3 separate regions of the Homo sapiens genome follow, and regions 1 and 2 are each linked to region 3. A link is an interaction called in ENCODE POLR2A ChIA-PET data of the cell type or tissue named here. Cell type or tissue: GM12878. All regions are shown on one strand.

The links. Peaks named below come from ENCODE experiments on the same cell type or tissue, not always from the same donor. Only the 100,000 strongest peaks of a DNase experiment are listed, where the experiment ranks them.
Region 1: POLR2A ChIA-PET joins it to region 3 with 6 read pairs; 4 of 35 experiments call an interaction of 5 or more read pairs at or near these places.
Region 2: POLR2A ChIA-PET joins it to region 3 with 10 read pairs; 5 of 35 experiments call an interaction of 5 or more read pairs at or near these places.

What each region holds. Positions count from the first base shown.
Region 1 is chr19:17,528,394-17,530,893 of GRCh38, forward strand. NIBAN3 (niban apoptosis regulator 3) reads left to right here. Exons shown (of 15, transcript NM_001321827.2): 2 at 2,362-2,492. Among named protein-coding and RNA genes, the nearest start is that of NIBAN3, 2.4 kb to the left of the region's middle. RefSeq lists an enhancer at 2,381-2,500. In GM12878, no CTCF peak of the experiment used is centred here; a DNase peak (open chromatin) is centred at 1,354; H3K27ac peaks cover 240 bases.
Region 2 is chr19:17,407,879-17,410,378 of GRCh38, forward strand. All of the region lies in intron 2 of BISPR (BST2 interferon stimulated positive regulator), which reads left to right. It also overlaps a transcript of MVB12A not described here. Among named protein-coding and RNA genes, the nearest start is that of BISPR, 3.4 kb to the left of the region's middle. In GM12878, no CTCF peak of the experiment used is centred here; no DNase peak of the experiment used is centred here; H3K4me3 peaks cover 209 bases.
Region 3 is chr19:17,746,212-17,748,711 of GRCh38, forward strand. All of the region lies in intron 3 of FCHO1-AS1 (FCHO1 antisense RNA 1), which reads right to left. It also overlaps a transcript of FCHO1 not described here. Among named protein-coding and RNA genes, the nearest start is that of FCHO1-AS1, 3.9 kb to the right of the region's middle. RefSeq lists a silencer at 1,319-1,738. In GM12878, no CTCF peak of the experiment used is centred here; a DNase peak (open chromatin) is centred at 1,380; H3K4me3 peaks cover 1,334 bases; H3K27ac peaks cover 683 bases.

The DNA.
Region 1 (2,500 bases), 220 kb before region 3:
CTGTGTCTTCTATTTTTATTTGGTAAATCTAGTGACCTGATTTAGGGCAGGGGTTCAGGTGGGAGGCATAGGGCCAAGTGGAGGGTGTCCCAGACCCAGCCAGGCCCTGAGGGATGTCTTCCTGAGCGGGCAGGGACCAGCAGGCCCCTCGGTAGGACCCTGGGGATGGAGGCTCAGTTCCCAATTTGAGACTAAGAGGGGCCAGTGCCAGATTCAGTGCCATTCGGGTCCCTCTGTCCTCATATGTGGGGTGAGCAACTGTGCTGGGCGCTGGGGACATTGTGGGGTTGGTATTGGCCTTACCCTCACAGGCTCATGGTCTAAACACCTTCCCTCTGGTGGCTCTGCTATGTGGGGCTTCTGTGCCCAAGGTGACCTCATGGCACAGAACGGCTGCTGGAGCTCCAGCCATTGGGTCTACATTCCATGCAGCAGCATGGAAGAGTGTTTTTTTGGTTTTTGGGTCAAGTCATGACCCAAAATTGCATGGTGAGAATGATGGGAGAGAGCTCACATGTTCCTTGAGGGTAGGGAAGAGCAGAGGTGGATGACTGCCCACTGAGGAGACAATGATCAAGCCAGGGCTGGAGGGATGTGATGGTGTTGGAAGGAAGGAGATACCAGAAGAGCATTTTGGACAGGAGAAACAGCATGTGCTAAGGCCAGTGATGTATCTTGCAAACAAACAATTCACGTTCACACCCTGGTCATTCCCTCATTTGCTGTGTGCCCTTTGGTGAGTGACTTCACCTCCCTGGGCTTCATTCTCTTATATGTAAAATGGGGATAGCAACAACGCCTAGCTCATGGGGCTGGGGGGGCATTGTAAGGATTCAAAGAGTTACTCTATGTAGCACTGGGATTTTTTTCCCCCAGATAGTGGCTTAAACAAGATAAGGATTTTTTTTTTTTCTCCTCAAACTGAGAGGTGTGGAAGCAGGCAGGCTAGTAAAAGTTAGACACCTAAAGTCCTTTCATCTCATGGCTCTGCCATGTGTGGATTCCTGTGCCCAAGGTAGCCTCATGGCACAGAATGGCTGCTGGAGCTCCAGCCATTGGGTCCACATTCCGGGCAGCAGAATGGAACTATGTTTTATTTACAGTCAAGTGTACAAGCCTTAGGGCAACAGCTCAAAGAGCTAGTCACCCATCACCCATATGACTACTTCCCAGATAGATCAGGATACAGCACACCTCCATCACTCACAGAAAGTTCACTTGTGTGCTTTGGAGCTTTAAAAGCTTTTGAAAAGCTCCCCAGGTAAAGCATATGGGGACACTTTTGGGTGTGATGGATCCGCTCATCTTGATTGTGGTGAGGGTTTCACGGATGTGTGATTGTGTCAAAGCTCAGCAAACCATATGCTTACATGATACGTGAGCTATAAGTGAAGGTGTGGCTCAATCTGTATTCCCAGCGCTTTGAGAAACCAAGGTGGGAGGATTGCTTGAGGCCAGGAGTTTGAGACCAGCCTGGATAACATAGCAAGACCTTGTCTCTACAAAAATAAAAAAATTAGCTGGGCATGGTGGCACGTGCACATGATCCCAGCTACTGGAGTGGGGCTGAGGTGGGAGGATCACTTGAGCCCAGGAGGTCAAGGCTGCAGTGAGCTGAGATTGCACCACTGCACTCCAGCCTGGGGGACAGACACCCTGTCTCAAAAAAAAGAAAAAAAAGTGCAAGACAAGTGGATCACTGGAGCTCAGGAGTTCAAGACCAGCCTGAGCAACATGGCGAAACCTCGTCTCTACTAAAAATAGAAAAATTAGTCAGTCGTGGTGGCAGAAGCCTGTAGTCTCTGTAGTCCCAGCTACTTGGGAGGCTGAGATGGGAGAATCACCTGAGCCCAGGAAGTAGAGGTTGCAGTGAGCTGTGATCGTGCCAGCGCACTCCAGCCTGACAACAGAGTGAGACTCCATCAAAACAAAAAACAAAAAACAAAACAAAACAAAACAAAAAACCCGTCTCTACTAAAAAATACAAAAATTAGCCCAGCATGATGGCGTGCGCCTGTAGTCCCAGCTACTCGAGAGGCTGAGGCGGGAGAATTGCTTGAACCCAGGAGGCAGAGGTTGCAGTGAGCTGAGATCGTGCCACTGCACTTCAGCCTGGCAACGGAGCAAGACTCCATCTCAAAAAAAAAAAAAAAAAAAAAAAAAAGAAGCTCCCTCACCCAGCCACATGGATGGAAACAGGCATGGAGGGTGAAGGATGAATGAAATTTGGTGACAACTTGTCTGGAAGCTCAGGATGACTACAGGAGCCCCCAGGTGGCTTCCCTGTCTGTTTTGCCCTCCCCAAGCAGGTCTCCTGGGCAGATTCAATTTGCTGGGTTCACTGTCCCCTTGTCCCTGCAGGTCAGGTGGACACCCTGCTGAGGAACTTCCTGCCTTGCTACCGTGGGCAGCTGGCAGCGTCTGTCCTGCGGCAGATCTCTCGAGAGCTGGGCCCTCAGGAGCCGACCGGAAGCCAGTTGCTACGCAGCAAAGTGGGTGT
Region 2 (2,500 bases), 340 kb before region 3:
GACCACTGTCCGCTCGGGCAACGGGCGTCTTCCCAGACGCTGGCGTCACCGCTAGACCAAGGAGCCCTTCTGCTGGCCCTGTCCGGGCATAACAGAAGGCTTGCACTCTTGTCTTCTGGTCACACCTCACTATGTCCCCTCAGCTCCTATCTCTGTATGGCCTGGTTTTTCCTAGGTTATGATTGTAGACCGAGGATTATTATACTATTGGGATAAAGAGTAATTACTACAAACTAATGATTAATGATATTCATATATCTCTAAGATCTATATTTGGTATAACTATTCTTGTTTTATATTTTATTATACTGGAACAGCTCGTGTCCTCAGTCTCTTGCCTTGGCACCTGGGTGGCTTGCCGCCCACAATTACAAATGGTGGGATGGGTGCAGTGGCTCATGCCTGCAATCCTAGTACTTTGGGAGGCTGAGATGGGAAGATTGCTTGAGGCCAGTAGTTCGAGACCAGCCTGGTCAACATAGAGAGATCCTATCCCTATTTAAAAATAAATATATATATATATTTTAAGTACATATATTTATTTTATTTTGTTTTAATTAATTAATTAATTAATTAATTTTTTTTGAGATGGAGTCTCGCTCTTGTTGCCCAGGCTGGAGTGCAGTGGCACGATCTTGGCTCACTGCAACCTCTGCCTCCGGAGTTCAAGCGATTCCCCTGCCTCAGCCTCCTGAGTAGCTGGGATTACAGGCGCCCACCGCCATGCCTGGCTTATTTTTGTACTTTTAGTAGAGACAGGGTTTTGCCATGTTGACCAGGCTGGTCTTGAACTCCTGACCTCAGGTGATCTGTCTGACTCAGCCTCCCAAAGTGCTGGGATTACAGGCGTGAGCCACTGCACCTGGCCTATATTTTATTTTATATTTTTAAATATATAATGTATTTTTATATATTGGTTGGTGCAAAAGTAATTGCGGTTTCTGCCATTACTTTTTTTTTTTTTTTTTTGAGAGGGAATCTCTCTCTGTCGCCCAGGCTGGAGTGCAGTGGTACGATCTCGATCACTACAACCTCTGCCTCCTGGGTTGAAGCGATTCTCCTGCCTCAGCCTCCTGAGTAGCTGGGACTACAGATGCCTGCCACCATGCCTGGCTACTTTTTGCATTTTTAGTAGAGATGGGGTTTCGCCATGTTGGCCAGGCTGGTCTCAAACTTCTGACCTCAGGTGATCCACCCAACTTGGACTCACCAAGTACTGGGATTACAAGCGTGAGCCACCGTGCCCGGCCTATATTTTATTTTATATTTTTAAATATATTCTCCCTCTGTCACCCAGGCTGGAGTGCAGTGGTGTAATCTCGGCTCACTGCAACCTCTGCCTCCTGGGTTGAAGTGATTCTTCTGCCTCAGCCTCCTGAGTAGCTGGGACTACAGATGCCTGCCACCATGCCCAGCTACTTTTTGTATTTTTAGGAGAGACGGGGTTTCGACATGTTGGCCAGGCTGGTCTCGAACTCCCGACCTCAAGGGATCCACCCGACTTGGCCTCCCAAAGTGCTGGGATTACAGGCATGAGCCACCGCTCCCAGCCTCTGCCATTACTTTTTTTTTTTTTTTTTTTTTTTTGAGATGGAATTTCACTCTTGTTACCCAGGGTGGAGTGCAATGATGCAATCTTAGCTCACCACAACCTCTGCCTCCTGGGTTCAAACAATTCTCCTGCCTCAGCCTCCCTAGTAGCTGGGATTACAGGCATGCGCCACCATGCCCGGCTAATTTTGTATTTTTAGTAGAGAGGTTTAGGTTTCTCCATGTTGGCCAGGCTGGTCTCAAACTCCCGACCTCAGGTGATCTGCCCGCCTCGGCCTCCCAAATTGCTGGGGTTACAGGCTTGAGCCACCGCACCCAGCCTTTTTTTGTTTTTTTCTTTGAGATGGAGTCTCGGTCTGTCTCTCAGGCTGGGGTGCATTGGCACGATCTCGTCTCACTGCAACCTCTGACCTCCGCCTCCTGGGTTCAAGCAATCCTGCTGCCTCAGTCTCCTGAGTAGCTGGGATTACAGGTACCCGCCACCACGCCCAGCTAATTTTTGTATTTTTAGTAGAGACGGGGTTTCACCATGTTACCCAGGCTGGTCTCGAACTCCTGACCTCATGATCCGTCCATCTCGGCCTCCCAAAGTACTGCGATTACAGCCATGAGCCACCACGCCCGGCCTTCCATTACTTTTAATGGCATTAATTAATTATGCTTACTAAAAGTTATGGCAGAAACCACAATTACTTTCGCAATAAAATTAGAAATGGAAACTGTTATGCTACCATTCTTTTTCTTTTTTTATTTTCTTTTGAGACAGAATCTTGTCCTGTTGCCCAGGCTGGAGCGCAGTGGTGCAATCATAGCTCACTGCAGCCTTGACCTCCTGGGCTCAAGCAATCCTCTCACCTCAGCCTCTGGCGTAGCTGGGACTATATGTGTGCACCACCACGCCCAGCTAATTTTTTATTTTTTGTAGAGATGGGGGTCTCAGTATGTTTCC
Region 3 (2,500 bases):
CTTTAGCCCGGGGGTTTGATACCAGCCTGGGCAACATAGGGACACCCTGTCTCTATTAAAAAAAAAAAATTAAAGAAAAAAATAATAGGAGAAGCTGGGTGTTGGGTATACAGGAACTCTCTGTACTCTCTTCACAATAATTCTAAAACTGCTCTAAAATAAAAGGTTTATTTGGAAATAAAAGGAACTGGCCAGTTTCAGTGCTTCACGCCTGTTGTCCCAGCATTTTGGAAGGCTGAGGTAGGGGGATCGCTTCAGCCTGGGAGTTTGAGGCTGCAGTGAGCTATGATCACACCACTGCACTCCAGCCTGGGCAACTGAGCAAGACCTCGTCTCTAAACAAAGAAAGAAAGAAAAGAAAGAACAACTACAGTTGCCTTGGAGAATAGGGATTGTCTAGGGCTGGGATGGAGGGAACAAGAAACACAAATAAGAAACCGAGTTGGCATCCAGGCTGAAGACAATTGGGTCTTCGCTGGGACCACTATGGGGTGTAGGAAAATGGACAATTTGGAACTGTTTCAGAGACACTGAATCCACGGGATGAAATGCTGGTAATGAAGGGAAGAGAAGATCCTTAGGGCCTCCCAAGCTTCTGGTCTGTGCTCCTGGGCTGCCCTGACTGAGCCTGGGAGGCTGGTGGAGGGGCAAGAAAATCAGCCGGGTGCCCTGTCCCTAAGCAGAGGGTAGGATGGGGGACTGGCGGGTGTTGTGTAAGTTTATATTTTCTTTTTCTTTGTTTTTGTTTGTTTGTTTGTTTGTTTTTTAAGACGAAGTCTCACTCTTGTCGCCCAGGCTGGAGTGCAGTGATGTGATCTCGGCTCACTGCAACCTCCGCCTCTCGGATTCAAGTGATTCTCCTGCCTCGGCCTCCCAAGTAGCTGAGATTACAGGCGCCTGCCACCATGCCCAGCTAATTTTTGTATTTTTAGTAGAGACAGGGTTTCACCATGTTGGTCAGGCTGGTCTCGAACTCCTAACCTCAAGCGATCGAGTTCGAACTCCAAAAAAGAACTATCATATGGCATATGAGGGGATGACCTCCTCTGCAAGGTGCCGGATCCCGGGGCTGCCCTAGGCCGGCTGCAGACTTGCTGTGTGGCCTCCAAGCAAGATCTTGCCCTCTCTGAGCCTCAGATTTCCCATTTGTAAAATAAAGACCAATAATGTCCAGGTTACAGGCTTGTGGGGGGTCATCAACTGAGCCCTGCCTGTTCGCTCAATAAACGTTGGTCGCTCCTTACTCCTTACCACTGAGTCTCAGGGCGAAAGAGTGGCGCCTGTCTCTTTAAATTATGCAAATAGACTGCGGGTGGCGTAAGGGGGGGAACATAAAAAGGAGCCTAGTCTTCGGCTGGACCAATCAGCGCGCTGAGCTGGCGGAGCTGGGCGCCTAAATGGCCCAATGGGGGGCCGCGCGGGATCAGAGCCCGCCCTGCCTCCTGGCGCCGTCGCGGGGGTGGGGACTTTCTAGGCCACGCCCCGGGGGCGGAGCCCGCCGGCAGCCGCGCCGCAGCCGCGGAGGGAGGGGCGGGGCGGGCTCCGGTGTCAGCGACCAAGCCGCAGGTGGCGGCGAGCGCGGGGCTCGGCCCGAGCTCAGGAGGTGAGTGTTGCCCCCCGGAACCCCCTGGGATACCCTGGCCCGCGCAGCCTCCCACGCGCACCGTGCCCTGCAGCCCCGGCGGCTGCGGAGGGCAAAGGCGCGGCGGGACGCGAGGGATGGAGAGCAGGGGGTTGGGGCTACGCGGTGGGCGCCCCGGCTTCCCCCTCCAAGTGGTAATTGGGGGTCCGCAGGCGAAAATGGGGACCGCTCCCCAAATCCCCCGTCTCCTGGCCTAGAACCGAGCGTGCACGGGGGCGGCGACGACGCGAGACCCCTCCCCAAATTCTTTTATTCTAAGCCTAGGTCTGGGTTCTGGGGCTGCAAAGATGGGGGCGCCGCTCCCCTTCCAGCCTGGAACCCTGGGCGGTGGCTGAGATGGGGACCACCCGCAGATTCCCTCTTCCCAGCTCCGGCCTGCAGACCACCGGGGACCGAGACGAGGGACCCCTTCCCTTTTCCTCCACTGTGAACCCCTATCCAGGCCTGGTGGCTGGAGGAGCTGGGGTGTCACCTGGCCCCTCCTCTAATCTGCCCCATCCCAGTCCTCCACCTTAAGGATGGGGTGGGGGGCGTTTCACTGGCATCTTCTGTGGGGACCCCAAGGTTGGAATTTTGGGGAGGAGGTCACTGTGGGGTCCCCTGCCTGGCACGGTTTATCCAGGCCAGGCCTTGAAGGGCCTGGAGCCTGGACTTGGGGGGGGGGTCCCTCTTTTACTGAGGGGCGGGGTGTACAGCTAGCATCTGTTTCTGGGGATTAAAATAAATCGAGGTAAATTAGGATCTTGCCAGAGGCTGGCTGTGAGTGGGGTGCGGAGGAGGCTTGGGGGGTGGGGGACCCCTCCATCTGCCTTGGATCCCCCGAGTCACCTGCCCCAGCTGCACTGGGGACCAGGAGGC